Regions from separate parts of the Homo sapiens genome. Here region 1 is linked to region 2. A link is a loop called in an ENCODE intact Hi-C map of the cell type or tissue named here. Cell type or tissue: GM12878. All regions are shown on one strand. Region 1 overlaps COMMD1 (copper metabolism domain containing 1). Region 2 overlaps COMMD1 (copper metabolism domain containing 1).

Region 1 (8,000 bases), 61 kb before region 2:
CTAGCATTGTGCCTGGCACATAACAGGCACTTCTAAATGATGACTTACTGGCTGGTGGGAAGAACATAAGAATGGAACAAAGTAAGGGATGTGTTTGTTGTTGTTATTGTTTTTTTTTTTTTTTTTTTTTGAGACGGAGTCTCACTCTGTTGCCCAGGCTGGAGTACAGTGGCGCGATCTCGACTCACTGCTGCCTCTGCCTCCTGGCTTCAAGTGATTCTCCTGCCTCAGCTTCCCGAGTAGCTGGGATTACAGGTGCCCATCACCACGCCCAGCTAATTTTTGCATTTTTATTAGAGATGGGGTTTTACCATGTTGGTCAGGCTGGTCTTGAACTCCTGACCTCAGGTGATCTGCCCACCTCCGCCTCCCAAAGTGCTGGGATTACAGGCGTGAGCCACTGCGCCTGGCCTGTTGTTTTCTTCTAAACTTTTTGTAGAGATGGGGTCTCACTATGTTGCCCAGGCTCACTGTGAGCTCCTGGCCTCAAGTGATCCTCTGCCTTGGTCTCCCAAAGTGTTGGGATTATAAGCGTAAGCCACTGTGCCCAGCCTAAGGGATGCAGTGAATATTGCTAACCCATATTACTATCCTATAACAAGCTTCATCAAAAAGAATTCTAATGGGCTGGGCAGTGGCTCATGCCTGTAATCTTAGCACTTTGGGAGGCTGAAGCGAGTGGATCCCTCGAGCTTAGGAGTACAAGACCAGCCTGGGCAACAAAGTGAGACCCTGACTATACAAAAAATACAAATATTAGCCGAGTGTGGTGGCATGTGTGTGCAGTCCCAGCTACTTGGGAGGCTGAGGTGGGAGAATCACTTAAACCTGGGAGGCAGAGGTCGCAGTAAGCCGAGATCATGCCACTGCACTCCAGCGTGGGTGAGAGAGCCAGACCCTGTCTTGGAAAAAAAAAAATACTGACGGCACACATTACAGTTCTAATTATTGAGAATAATTTACTATAGATGATATAAGGTTCCATTTCTGTTTACATTGCTGATTTCAGGAAACATGTATAAAGAAGCAACTTTTTCCTGTGCTTTTATGATCTGTGAAGCAAAATTATTCTAGTCATTTTTTAGGGGTAGTATAAAGATGAACTGAGCAATTTTTGAAAATGCTCAATTGGTCTGCCCAGTGAATTATAAAATTTAACTAAAAGTTGAAAGCAAAGATGACTACATGCTAAGTTATAAAATTGTGCCTGTGTTCTATATACGGTCTACACCTAAAATAAACTCATGATAGTGTGGAAGAGATGTACATACTGTAGGGGCCACATACTGTAGGGGCCAAGGGCCCTCTGAAAGTTCACTGAAAAAAATCACTGACATGGGGCAGATTAATAGAAGAAAAGGCAGACAAATCTATTTAACCTGTATTCACAGAAGCCTTTACAATGGAGAACCAAAGATACAGGGGAAATTTTCCATTTTTGTGTGTAGGTTCAACAAACTATGGAAGAGGTATAGAAATACGATTGGAGGCCGGGCGCAGTGGCTCATGCCTGTAATCCCAGCACTTTGGGAGGCCGGCAGGCGGATCACGAGGTCAGGAGATCGAGATCGTTCTGGCTAACATGGTGAAACTCCGTCTCTACTAAAAATACAAAAAATTAGCCAGGCGTGGTTGCAGGCACCTGTAGTCCCAGCTTCTCTGGAGGCTGAGGCAGGAGAATGGCCTGAACCCAGGAGGCGCAGCTTGCAGTGAGCGGAGATCGCGCCACTGCACTCCAGCCTGGGCAACAGAGCGAGCCTCCGTCTCAAAAAAAAAAAAAAAAGAAAGAAAAAGAAATATGATTGGATAAAAAGGGTCTAACACCAAAGAATCTAAAGCTAATAGACTAAGTGGAGAAACCCAGCAAGGCCTGTCTGTCTAAACTCTTCTTGGCCTCTCTGAGCATGCATTCCTTCCTTCTGGGTGTGGGACAGGACCCTCTGTGGAACCAGGGTGTTATGGCCTACAGTCAAATAAGGGAGGTCAGATAATTTCTTTATGGCCAGTTTTTACACACAAAGGCAGAGGGAATGTTAGAGTAATACTCTTAGGTTTTATGCCTGGCTTTGGGGACAAGGAGTTCTGGTTTCTATGACCTGCCTTGGGGAAGAGGGATTCTAGTTGCTATGGTTAGCCTTAGGGGAGAATGAGACTGAGAGACAGGAGAGCAGGGGGCAGAAGGTCAGAAAAACTTCTGCTTTTGAAGCTTTCATTTTGGGGTATTGTTTTCTGAGACCCAGCAATACACAATGAACTACAATTTGAAGTAAAAGGTCAAAGATATAATAGAAAAGGTTTAATTCAGACAGTCCAAGTGACACAGAAAAAAGAGAAAATGTTTAGTTCAGGTATTTGAGTGCGTATTAAGTCTGACAGGAGGAATTAAGAGTTTCATGAAGGAAATGGCATCTGTACTAGGATTTTCATAAGAAATATAGGAATATTTTGAAGCAGAGGGAATATCAAAAGTACAAAAATAGTACAGAGGGTGTTTATATAAATTTAAGTCTAGTCTCATGGAAGAGGAGTCCAGGTGATTTATAGTCAACGTGAGATGTCATAAGGCATTAGGACTTCATACTTCAGGTGATGGGAAGCTGTGATACAATAGGAAATATGTATGGTCTTTGTTTATGGTTTCTCACACACAGCTCCTAAAATCCTTGGAATCTCATGATAAGAGTGTCTTTTGTACGCTAATGAGATGAGTGGTGGCTGGGGGCCCCTAGATAGCTTCAAGATGGGGCTGGTAGTCAGAAAGACCAAAGCATGATTTGAGTGTTAGAAATTTCAGTACTATAGGCTGACCTTCAGGGAGAGGAGAGGAGATGGAGATTAAGTTAATCACCAATGGCCAATGATTTAATCAATGGTGCCTACATGAGACAGACACCATAAAAACCCCAAACAACAGTGTTTAGAGAGCTACCAAGGTGACGAGCACACTGAGGTGCTGAAAGGGTGGTGTACCTGGAGAGGGCATGGAAGCTTTTGGAGTTCCTCCTCCATACCTTGGTAAGTAAAGAACTTTACTTCATGAGCCATTCTAGCATATTATTGAACTGGGGGGTAGGGATCATGAGACTACCCAATTTGTAGCTAGATATAAGTGTGGGTAACCTGGGGACCATATATATATATATAGAGAGAGAGAGAGACAGGGTCTTGTTCTGTCACCCAGGGTGGAGTGCAGTGGTGCAATCAGGGATCACTGCAGCCTAGACATTCTGAGCTCAAGTGATTCTCCTGTCTCAGCCTCCTGAATAGCTAGAACTACAGGTGTCTGCCACTATGCCCAGCTAATTTTTTAAATTTTTTGTAGAGATGGGGTCTTGCTATGTTGCCCAGGCTGGTCTTGACTTTTGGGCTGAAGTGATCCTCCCATCTCGGCCTTCCAAAGTGCTAGGATTACAGGTGTGAGCCACCATGCCTGGCAGGGACTCAATACTTTTGACTGGCATCCAAAATGGGGTTAAGACCTGTGGGGTCTCCACTAACTCTGGGTAGTATCAGAATTTAATTGTAGAACATCCAGTTGGTATTCAGAGAATCAGAGAATTGGTTGGCATGCAGGGGAGAAAAAACCTATACTTTTGGTGTCAGAGGTGTTGTGAATAAAAGCCCAGAAAAGCCATTGAGGACTAAGCTCTCATTTTTTTTTTTTTTAAATCTTGCCCAAATTCCTATCTAAGAGATCTGGGGAGTCATGTCCTACAAACCATAAATTCTCATCAGATGGGTTTTATTTAACCCTATATGTCATGACTTACTTTCCAATCAGACTCTGGCATAACATTATAAGACAGGCAAAAAAATCAAAATATTTAATCCCAAAACATGTTTCTCTGCCATATCTTGAAAATGTCCCTGCAAAGCCATCCTTTGTAGGGTGAAAACCTGCATCTGTAAAGAATCTCTATTAACATAGCTAGATCTTTTTCTTCCAGGTCCTCCCAATCCTGAAGAGATTAGCTAAAGTCTAGTACCTTTTAAAGATCCGAATAGGAAATATTTTTCATCTATTGTCTCTGAGGGCAGCTACTATAAGACTTCAAAAGAACCTTGGTCTCCACAATCTTTTACCTTAACCTGGACATTTCCTTTCTGTGGATCCTAGGTCCTTAGATAAACTCAACCAATTGTCACCAGAAAATGTTTAAATTTACCTATAGCCTGGAAGTACCTCCCTGCCCCTACTGTCCCCTTCCCCGCCTCCTGCCTTTGAGTTGTCCTGCCTTTCTGAACCAAACCAATGTATTTCTTAAATGTATTTGATCGAAGTCTCATACCTCCCTAAAATGTATAAAACCAAGCTGTGCCCTGATCACCTTGGGCACATGTTCTCAGGACCTCCCGAGGGCTGTGCCACGGGCCACGGTCACTCATATTTGGCTCAGAATAAATCTCTTCAAATATTTTACAGTGTTTGACTCTTCAACAATAATCTGGTGCCCAAACACGTGGGGCCACAGAGAAGACTCAGGACCCTGAAGGAGTTGCCTAAAACCCTAGCTAAGGTACTAGCAGGGGCCCAGTGAAACCTCACCAAGTTCTAGCTTCTCCTCTGGTGAAACTGGTAAGTCCTCCTGAGTCCTGGACCTCCCATTTTGGTTGATGGTCCTTGATTTATTCTGAGCTGTTTTTTTTTTCTCTCTCTCTCTTTTCTCCTAGGAAGTTGGTTAAAATCTTAATTTTGGTTTCAGAGGTGTATTCAAAACAGTCATTCTCCATTGCCTTTTCTCTCAAAATTAATCTCAATTGGCTTGTCTGTGTGCACTTTGCGTGAGGAACTGAACTATTATTTTTCATAAGCAAATGAGAGAGTGAGTTCCTCAGCTTTGAAGAGAAAGGGCATTTTGCTCCTCCCAGCTGGAAGGCGCCCCTGGGTGACCAGGGGCCTCGTGGGAGTGTCTGGGAGGTTGACTCTCCGCAACATGCAGCGGCCCTACAGGAAACTCCCCAACAAATATTAAGAAGGCTTGTCCAGGAAACGCATATAAGGGCTGGTCGCCTGGTGTTTTGAGCCCTCTCAGAGGTGACAGACCTCTGAAGAGAGAAACTGAGACACGTAAGAGGGTAGAAACGACTCAGTGTTGAAACACTGTAAAGTGCTGCCCACAAGCAGCACATATTGATCCACCACACAAAAGCCTTAGGCCACAGGTCAATTGCTCTTAAAAAAAAAAAAAAGAGAGAGATAGCAAATAAACCCTCCAAAAGAGAGGAAAGGCAAGGAGAGCGGTCCCCAGTGGGCACCACAGCTGGGTTTATGTTTAATAATTATGGTGCCTTGACTTGCGAGTATTTATGTAAATAGGAAGATCTTACTAAAGATGACCTAGGTCTAAGGTTTCCAAAATGGGGAACTTTTGATGTCCCTAAATTGGTTTTCTTGTGTGCTAGATTAGAAAACTGAGGCTCCCGAATCAAAGAAAATGAATGGGAATCGTACTTAGGTGGCATCTAGAATCATCAAAAAGAGGAAACGATAAGCTTGCCTCTCTTTAGGAAGTTAAAAAAAATTTTGAAACTGTCTCGCCACTTCTAAAATCAGGAAGGCTCCAGAAACTGTCTCCCCTTCTGCTCCTCCTGACCCTCTGCTCTCTCTGAACTTCCTTGTCCAGACAATTTCATTTTTCCTTCTCCCTCCCCTACTCCCTTGCCTCAAGCCACAGGGGGACCAGAAATAGCTGGATAAAATAATAGAGTAGTTGCTCCTTTTAGGGTAAAACCTACAGGCAGAGGGGATCCTAACATAATGTATAGCCCCTGGACCAAATCAGAGTTAAAGGCCCTGGTACCTGGATTCCCCAGTCCGACTGAAGATCCCTTTAAGTTTGCTAAGGAATTCCAATTAACACTTAAGACTTATGATCCAGGGTTCTCTGACATGTGTCAGCTGATTGAGTTACTGGTCCCCAGAACAAAGCTGAAGAATGATTTAGAGTAGCAGATTGGAAACAGCCTTTAGAAGATTTTGACAAAATAGATGCAGCTGGAAGACAGAAATGGAGAGCTCTGCAATCGCCTCTGTGAAACTGTACCACAGATATTCTCCACGGTTACAGATTGGGCAAAGGTGAAACAATGTAAAATACGCCCAAACAAAATTGTGCCTGACTTTTATATCAGGTTTGAAAAGACATTCAAACAGTTTTCAGGAATACCCTTGGGGAAAGTAAGTGACATCTTACTAAATTCTGGGTTTATGCAAGGTTTAGATAAGGAGTTAGCAACCCTAATAAAGAGGAATAATGTGGCTTGGGCTTCCTTGCCCACCAGTCACTTAGTCAACCCTAGCTGACATCAACCCTAGCTGACCTAGCTGTCACAATCATTAAGAAAGAAAAGGAGGCCAGGCACGGTGGCTCACACCTGTAATCCCAGCATTTTGGGAGGCCAATATGGTGAAACCCTGTCTCTACTAAAAATAAAAAATTAGCTGGGTGTGGTGGCGCATGCCTGTAATCCCAGCTACTCGGGAGGCTGAGGCAGGAGAATCTTGCTTGAACCCAGAAGGCAGAAGTTGCAGTGAGCCAAGATCGCGCCATTGCACTCCAGCCTAGGCAAGAGACTCTGTCTCAAAAAAAAAAAAAAAAAAGAAAGAAAGGAAAGGAAACAGTCTCTAAAATTATGAGTTTACAACTAAAACAACTTAGAAACCAAGTTGGGAGTTTGCAAGGGTCCCATGGTCCCCAGAGATCTAAGCGACCCCAAGAGGAAGCAATTTGCCACTATTGCAAAAAGAAAGAATATTTTAAAAAAAGAATGCAAAAAACTTAAACGGGTGCTTGCACAAAGGGGGCAAAGGGCCCCAGAGGAAGGCACCAGAACAACTCAAAAACCAGAATAGGGATGCTCTGAGGGAACAGAGAGGGTTTCCCCCCTACTTCTAACTAATGCTTTAGGAGAAGTAGAAATAGCCATAAATGGGGAAAATACCAGAGCCTTTGTCGACACCAGCGCTATACTGTCGGTCCTCATCCCTACCTAGATTAAAAACCCTCTCCCTTGGAGTAAAGAAAAAGTCCAAATGGTAGGGGTTTCAAACTCTCTTATTATAGCCTTTAAATCAAATCCCTTTCAATTTTAATTAGGAGGACTAGTGAGGCATCACCTTTTTCTTATAGTAGATAGTACCCCCATACACCTACTACAACAGGATTTCCTAGAGACCCATAATGCTCACATCTCATTTTCACAGAAGGGAGAAATGATTCTCAACTTGGGAGATGCAGACTTACAAAAGCCCACATGTACATTATGCTTGTGAAAGTTAATCAAGATTCTGGACAGGAAGAATTAGAGCCTTTCTTACCTAAGGTACCAGACTCCCTATGGGCAAACTCTTCCACAGATACTGGTAGAATTCAGTCAGCAGTCCCTATAGAGCCAACCCTAAGTAAATCCAAACCCCTGCCAAACGTAAGGCAATAGCCCCGAAGACCTGAAGCCTTACTAGGAATCAAATCAGTCATTCAGGACGATTTAGACAAAGGACTTATAATACCCTGCACCAGCCCTTGGAATACACCAATTATCCCAGTTAAAAAGCCAAATGGGACAAGCTGGAGACTTGTTCAAGACCTAAGAGCTATAAATAAAATAATAATTCCTAGACACCCTGTTGTTCCTAACCCCCACACCTTACTGTCCAATATTCCTATCACTGCCAGCCACTTCTCTGTTACTGATTTATGTAGTGCATTCTTCAGTATACCTGTGGAGCAAAATAGCCAGTATCTTTTTGCTTTCACTTGGGCAAATCACCAATACATGTGGACAGTCTTACCCCAGGGCTACTCAGAAAGTCCTACTTATTTTTCTCAAATACTAAAGCCAGATTTAGATGACATTGAATTTCCAAATGAATCTACTCTAATTCAGTATGTGATTTATTGTTGTGCTTATCCTCCCTACCAAAATGCAGAGAAGACACTGTCCACCTATTACAATGGCTTCGTTTTAGGGGACACAAAGTGTCAAAAGATAAATTACAA
Region 2 (8,000 bases):
ACAAATGGCTTAATGTTCTCATGGTTACCAAAAAGCAAATTACCACTGATCTTGTAAATTTATACAAGATCCTCTCTCAGAACAGCTAACTTTCTTCATATTCATCATTAATATTCTTCTTTCAATCTGTACTTAGTCAAGGTAGTTAGCAAGATTTTAGAGGAGAGTTATTAGTTTAGGGAACTAATATTCTGGAGAGAATCAGTTAGGCAAATCCTTACCCAGAATTAGTTGCCTCTCCTAACACCTGATCCTCAGTTTGTCCATTAATGCGACAAGTTTATGTATGGCACCACTAAGCCTAATACTGTCATAAGCACCTGTGATGCAAAAAGGAATAAGACCTGGCTGGGCTTGGTGGCTCATACCTGTAACAACAACAACAAAAATTTAAAGACTTTTCCTTCTTCCTTATGAGACTGAAAAATGACTCCCAACAAGGTTTAGTCCTAAAAAATAAAAATGTAAAGAACTGAAGGAAGGGCAGCTAACAAAGAAATATGAAATAGCAATGAACTCAAGTCTGATATTTTAAAGAGACACCCCTAGACTCCCTAGCCATTAGTTAAGTAGAAGTATCTTCAGTGAATAGTAACTGCTGTTCTTGTTTAATCTCCACCTGGCCAAGGTACAAGCTATTCCCTTTGCCTGAAGCTATATCCAGTGTCACTGGCTTAGCTGGTATTTCCAAAGTCTGACTCATGGACAAATCTCAAGATGATGATAGGACTTGGCATCTTTGAATAAAACAATGTGTATTTAGCGGGTGAAAGACTGTAGACTCAGAGTTCCTTAGTCCAAAGTTAGTGGATACTAGACAATCTTCTCAACTGTTTAAAACGTCACAGAAAAAATAGGTTTGAAGTATTGTTTGGCCTTAAAAATAAAAGACGTTATTTCAATTTCTTGTAAATACCTTCAGAGACAAAGGCTGTAACTGACCTACTATCTCATCTACATCAAAGGGTTGCTTTTACTAGTGGCACCATTACCTCAATGGCAGCATACAAAATGCACAAAAGAGGCCGGGTGTGTGGTGGCTTATGCTTGTAGTCCTAGTGAGAGTTGACAACTTGCTAGCAGCCCTCATTCGCTCTCGGCACCTCCTCAGCCTCGGCATCCGCTCTGGCTGCGCTCGAGGAGCCCTTCAGCCCGTCGCCGGGGCTGGCTGAGGCCAGAGCCGGCTCCCCCTGCTCGCGGGGAGGTGTGGAGGGAGAGGCACGGGCGGGAGCCGGGGCTGCGCTCGGCGCTCGCGGGTTCCGGGTGGGCACGGGCTCAGTGGGCCCTGCACTCGGCACGGCCCGCCAGCACCTGCTGGGCTTGATCGGGGCACAAGCTCCTTCTGGGTTGCCGGAGTGCCCAGGCTAGGTGCCACAAAGTCCCCCGGAGAGTGCCATTGAGAGGTAAAGCCGGCTGGGCTTCTGGGTTGGGTAGGGACTTGGAGAACTTTTCTGTCTAGCTAAAGAATTGTAAATGCACCAATCAGTACTCAGTGTCTAGCAAAAGGTTTGCAAACGCACCAATCAGCACTCTGTGTCTAGCTAAAGGTTTGTAAATGCACCAATCAGCACTCTGTGTCTAGCTAATCGGGTAGGGGACTTGGAGAACTTTTGTGTCTAGCTAAGGGATTGTAAGTGCACCAATCAGCGCTGTGTGTCTAGCTAAAGGTTTGCAAATGCACCAATCAGCGCTCTGTCAAACAGACCAATCAGCTCTCTGTAAAATGGACCAATCGGTGCTCTGTAAAATGGACCAATCAGCTCTCTGTAAAATGGGCCAATCAGTAGGATGTGGGTGGGGCCAGATAAGGGAATAAAAAGCAGGCCACCAGAGCCAGCAGCGGCAAGCCGCTGAGGTCCTCTTCCACAGTGTGGAAGCTTAGTTCTTTCACTCTTCACAATAAATCTTGCTGCTGCTCACTCTTTGGGTCTGCATCGCCTTTATGAGCTGCAACACTCACAGCAAAAGTCTGCAGCTTGACTCCTGAAGCCAGCGAGACCACGAACCCACCGGAAGGAAGAAACTCCGGACACATCTGAACATCTGAAGGAACGAACTCCAGACACACCATCTTTAAGAACTGTAACACTCACCCGTGAGGGTCCGCGGCTTCATTCTTGAAGTCAGCGAGACCAAGAACCCACCAATTCCGGACACACTAGCACTTTGGGAGGACAGGGAGGCAGATGGCTTGAGCTCAGGAGCTCAAGACCAGCTTGGGCAACATGGTGAAACCTCATCTCCACACAAAACACAGAAAGAATTGGCCAAGTTTGCCCAGCTACTTGGGAGGCTAAGGTAGGAGGATTGCTTGGGCCTGGAAGGTCAAGGCTGCAGTGAGCTATGATAGCACCACTGTACTCCAACGTGGTGACAGAGTGAGACCCTATCTCAAAATACTAACAAAATGCATAAAAACAGCTCAATGATTACTTTTCTATTAATAAAACTGGCAAAAGAAAACACACATCAACTTTACAAATGTAATTTATTGAGCGAAAAAAAAACCACAAGTAGTTTTCATTATTAACAAATCAAGAGATTCATGATTTTTAATCTAGAGAGTAGAAATGGATTAATTTAAAATAAACTAAAGCCACGAATTAAAGAAGTTCCAGTCTGAAACATATTATATGTTAGATGATGGCATCTACTGACTAAATGTAATATTGCATTCCTGTATAAGTCATGAATATCTAGAGGAAGAGCAAAGTTTCTGGTGGCATGGACTGATAAGATCCTCGTAATGTTCTGGGGGTAGAGTACAGCAGTGTGAAGAGGAAAACAGTGACCAATGGGCAAGAAAAAGGCCAGGCACAGTGGCTCATGTCTGTAATCCCAGCACTTTGGGAGGCAAGGTGGGCAGGCCACTTGAGGCCAGGAGTTTGAGACCAGCCTGGCCAACATGGCAAAACCCCATCTCTACTAAAAGTACAAAAACTAGCCAGGTGTGGTGGTGCACACCTATAATCCCAGCTACTCAAGAGGCTGAAGCACGAGAACTGCTTGAACCCAGGAGGCAGAAGTTGCAGTGAGTCGAGATCGCGCCACTGCACTCTAGCTTGGGTGACAGAGCAAGACTGTCTCCAAAAATAAAAGGGAGGGGGGAAGGGGGCAAAGAAAAATTCCTGTACTAAAGACTATGACACAACCAAAAAGTAAACTGACAGGTGTATACTAAAATCCTCAAGCAAGGCAAATTGATCTTGGTGATATATAATTCCAAGAACTCCAACCTTAATTTTCTTCCTGAAATATTTTGTCTTTTGGGTTTTCATTTTTAGGGATATTATGTCTAATTTCACCATGAAAAATACAAGTAGGTTTCACTTCACATAAATTGTTTTCAAGAGAAACTATACTCTGAAAAGTAAAAGATATATTTTATAAATGATTTTTCACTGAGAACATAGGGAAAGAAAATGAGTTTTACACCAGGGAGAATTGTACTCAACCCTCTGGCCCTGCTACTAACTTGTATGACCTTTGTCTTCATTTATTTACCTTAAAATACATTTTTTAAGAACTGGCATATAATAGGTACTTTTTCTATTTTTATTTTTTGAGACAGAGTCTCACTCTGTCACGTAGGCTGGAGTGCCAGTGATGCAATCATGGCCAACTACAGCCTCAACTCCCTAGGCTCAAGTAATCCTCCCACCTCAGCCTCCCAAGTAGCTGGGACTACAGGTACATGCCACCATGCCCAGCTAATTATTGTAATTTTTGTAGACAGGGTCTCTATGTTGACTAGGCTAATCTCAAATTCCTGGCCTCACGCAATCCCCCAAGTCTTGGCCTCCCAAAGTGCTGGGATTACAGGCATAAGCCACCGTGCCCAGCTAAGCGGTACTCTTAACAAATGGCTATTGGTATGATTATCAAAGGGATTGCTAGCTATATAAATTTTTCCCAGGAGGGCCTTTGGGCAATAAAACTACATGTTACTATGCCAGAAAATACTTGACCAGTTAGGTTTCATAGTTCCTATGGAATTCTTGGTTCTAAGGATATTTGTGTTTAGTAGAAAGAGCTTTAAATAAGAAAAAAGAACACTTCTTTTCAGGTATTTAATTTTCTTAACTTCCAAAAGATAGAAAATACTACCTGGCATATCTCACACTTAATACTCCACAAGCAGATATATATGTTCCTTCGTCAGACAGAATTGTGCTTTCCTATATTTCCATAACTACGTACCAGAAACTGGCCAGCAATACTTGAAATTGCAACTTGGGCTATCCAACCATGGTGGTATGATGCAAGAGCAGCTTACTCCCCCTGATATTTAAGAGGCATATGCTGTGCAAGAGCTAGAAAATCAGCCAGCACCACCTAACCACAATGTGCTATTCTCACTTCCTCTCTGAGTCAAGTTTGCTAATCAACTCCTCAAAGAAAGGCCATAGTGATATTCCATCAGGTAAAAGGGAAGAGCACAGGCTTGTTCTCTTTAAGGCTGGGACAACTGCCAGGACTTTTCTGAATAAGACCTACTCTTTATGTGTATCCTTGCAATCATAAGATGTAGAATGTAAATGAATATACAAGCTAGGAATGGTTTCCTTAAAAAATGTGAAGTGCATATTCTCTGCTTGAAGGAAAGAAGACAGGAAATAGCATCCAACCCAACTACAGAGTAACTTAACAGCAGTCAGATTCAGAAAATGTGCTAACCCAATTTTCAGGCACAATTTTCTGGCCCTTCAAAGGCTGGAAATAAATGCAAGCATTCTGAGCTTGATTTCTCTTGGGAATGGCAGAGAAAGTTAAAGTTTTCTCCAAATTAAGCTTCATTTATCTACTTACGTTCTTAGAAACTGTAAAAGAAAATCAATATAAGTTTTTCAAAATACATACACACAACTATATATGCTGTGTATATGAGTATACATAAACTGTCTTTCATTAGAAATGAAATTTTAAGGAAGGTGGCCAACAAATCTAACATTAAAAAAATAAGGAAACAGGCTAGGAGTGATGCCTCACACCTGTAATCTTAGCACTTTGGGAAGCCAAGGCAGGCAAATCACTTGAGGTCAGGAGTTCAAGATCAGCCTGGGCAACATGGTGAAACCCCGGCTCTACTAACAATACAAAAATTAGCCAGGCGTGGTGATGTATGCCTGTAAGTCCAGCTACTTGGGAAGCTGAGGCATGAGAATTTGCTTGAATCCAGGAGGCTGAGGTTGCAATAAGCCAAGATCGTGCCACTGTACTCCAGCCTGGGCAACAGAGCAAGACTCCGTCTCAAAAATAAATAAATAAATAAATAAATGATAAAAAATAAAATATCAAAAAATAAAACATTTAAAAAAGAAACAATCATGCCTAGATAACAGAAAATTGGAAAAAAGAAAGCCATACGTTATTGTGATAAATTCTACAACAAAATTCAAAGCCATTTTCAATTTCTCAGTTATTGGAGTATTGCTGCTATTATTAACAATATCTTCATTACTTAATACATTTTGATTCATCGTTTTTTGGTTATTTTTGTTGTTGTTGTTGTTTGTTGCTGTTGCTGTTTGAGACAGAGTCTCACTCCGTCACCCAGGCTGGAGTGCAATGGCGCCATCTCGGCTGACTGCAACCTCCGCCTCCTGGATTCAAGCAATTCTCCTGCCTTAGCCTCCCAAGTAGCTGGGATTACAGGTGCATGCCACCACGCCCGACTAGTTTTGTATTTTTAGTAGAGATGGGGTTTCACCATGTTGGCCAGGCTGGTCTTGAACTCCTAACCTCAGGTGATCCTCCCATCTCGGCCTCTCAAAGTGCTGGGATTACAGGAGTGAGCCACCATGCCCAGACTGATTCACCAGTTTTTAAGACCACTATCCAAGGACAACTCTGTGAGGCAGACCGAATTAGTTCTGTTTTATATGTGAAAAACTGAGAAAAATATGTTAAGTGACTTATCTAACAGTACAAAACTAGTTAATGTGACAGCCAAAACTGGAACATAAGTCTTCTAACTCCTAGATCTTTCTACTAATCCAGTGGTTTCAAATTTTATTTTACCCCCAGAATCTTCTTTCAAACTAATTTTTTGTAGAATCCCACTAATTTAACAGATAAAACTGGAGCTCCTCCAACTAAAATGGCTATTAGGGCCAGAGCCATGTATATTTCAGTTGGCTTCTCCCTCCCCCATGATGGGCTTTGAGACTTCTGGGTAACATCATAACTCCAAGGAGCAAAATGTAAACCATTAAAAGTTATCTCCCTAATTGCCCAAGGAAATCCATAAAGTTCTAATCCAAATATGAATAAGACTAATAACCAGTAAAATGATACCTCTCGCAGCTACCATATCTAAGACTTTCATAATCATAAATATATATTAATGGAAATAAAAGTTATATCCCATACATACCATTCCAAAGATCATGGCCACATAGAGTTTACTAATTACAAAACTGCTCCTATGCACTGTGTGACAGAATGGGAAGGAGCTGGGCAGGGTGTATCCCATTTATTTGGCAATATTACCATCTCGTTTATAATTCTACCTAAGCTATTTGTTTCCCAAGTTAAATATAGATACCTTCCTTCAAATAAAATCTTATGCAGAGAGCATCTTATGAGCTATTCTATTGTAGTTAAATGAGGCAGGGGGCAGGCAAAGCCAGACAAGCCTCTCCAAAGCAGCCCAGGCCTCTTGGAACATTACGACAGAGGCATGACTAGCAAAAATAAAGGATTATTTCCAAGTTTCCAAGTGGTTCTTGAAATGCAAATGGTAAAGAGCATACACTGTTGATGGACTGACATCTGAAAAAGGAGAGGTGATAATACCTGATTTATAGGCATAAGTAAATATACTTGAATGCAAGGTACAACAAAAACTCATTGTCCCCAATCACCCCAATAAACCACTATATATCACTCATCTACAAATGGCTCGTAAAACAACAAGAAGAAAGTATTATTTTAAAAAGTCCTACCACAAGAGTATGAGCAGTAATCAAAAAGCAGGTTAAGTTTACTAATCCTAGGGGCCAAACAGAAAGTAAATTTTAGTTTATCTTTGAAAATAAATCTTAAATTCAGAATAAAACCAAGGTGGAAGTGATGGATGGTCTATGTATACAACCACCAATGACAGGCTATGTCTACAAAGCATCACGAACATTAGAACTGATGTCAAAGTTTAAATCATATAAGGTCAGGAAACAACAACAACAAACAAAACAAAACAAAGCCCCTTACATCAGCTCCAGAGGAGCCACTATCAGCTGCACTTCTTTCTAACTTCCAAAGACATACCATCCAATACATTAGCTGTTATACCTAATACCATATCCTGCAGTTGTAATACACAATAATTTAAAGACTACGAAGACTATGTGGTCTTCAAAAAGAACAGCAAACTGGAATGTAAGTTTGTTTTCTCCTTGCCTATGTTACAAATTACTCATGTGAGCTAAAAAGCAAGTAATTTTTTTCTCAAGCCTTTTCATTTGTTAAAAAGGATTTTAACAGCTGCCCTACTTATTTCACAGTATCATTGTAAGGATATGATAAAACAATGTCCATAAAACACTATTTAAAGTATTATTATGTAACTTGTCAGTGTGAAAGATACTCATTTTACCAACCAATCATAGCAAATAGAAGGTTTATCTTTGTTTACTAAACTTGAAAAGATTCCATATTAATTTAGCATTGTTGTCTCAAGAAGAAAAAAATCCCTACACCTTTTTTCTAAGAAACCATCCTAACTTTGTGTGTGTGTGTGTGTGTGTGTGTGTGTGTGTGTGAGAGACAGGGTCTCACTCTATCACCCAGGCTGGAGTACAATGGAGTAATCTTGACTCAATGCAGCCTCCGCCTCCCAGGATCCAGACATCCTCCCACCTCAGCCTCCTGGGTAGCTGGGACTACAGGCACATGCCACAACACACGGCTAATTTTTTGTATTTTTTTTTAGAGACAGGGTTTTAGCATGTTGCCCAGGCTGGTCTTGAACCCCTGAGGCTCAGGTGGTCTGCCCACCT

The links. Hi-C counts contacts between places; a loop is a spot of excess contacts. Peaks named below come from ENCODE experiments on the same cell type or tissue, not always from the same donor. Only the 100,000 strongest peaks of a DNase experiment are listed, where the experiment ranks them.
Region 1: a loop joins it to region 2, with 4 times the contacts of the local background. A loop is called at or near these places in 2 of 110 quality-filtered maps.

Annotation. Positions count from the first base shown.
Region 1 is chr2:62,096,764-62,104,763 of GRCh38, reverse strand. The region is part of intron 2 of COMMD1 (copper metabolism domain containing 1); the gene reads right to left. Among named protein-coding and RNA genes, the nearest start is that of B3GNT2, 95 kb to the left of the region's middle. RefSeq lists an enhancer at 5,014-5,303. In GM12878, no CTCF peak of the experiment used is centred here; a DNase peak (open chromatin) is centred at 4,833; H3K4me3 peaks cover 1,400 bases; H3K27ac peaks cover 2,382 bases.
Region 2 is chr2:62,035,818-62,043,817 of GRCh38, reverse strand. All of the region lies in intron 2 of COMMD1 (copper metabolism domain containing 1), which reads right to left. Among named protein-coding and RNA genes, the nearest start is that of COMMD1, 130 kb to the right of the region's middle. In GM12878, no CTCF peak of the experiment used is centred here; a DNase peak (open chromatin) is centred at 4,327; H3K4me3 peaks cover 597 bases; H3K27ac peaks cover 2,551 bases.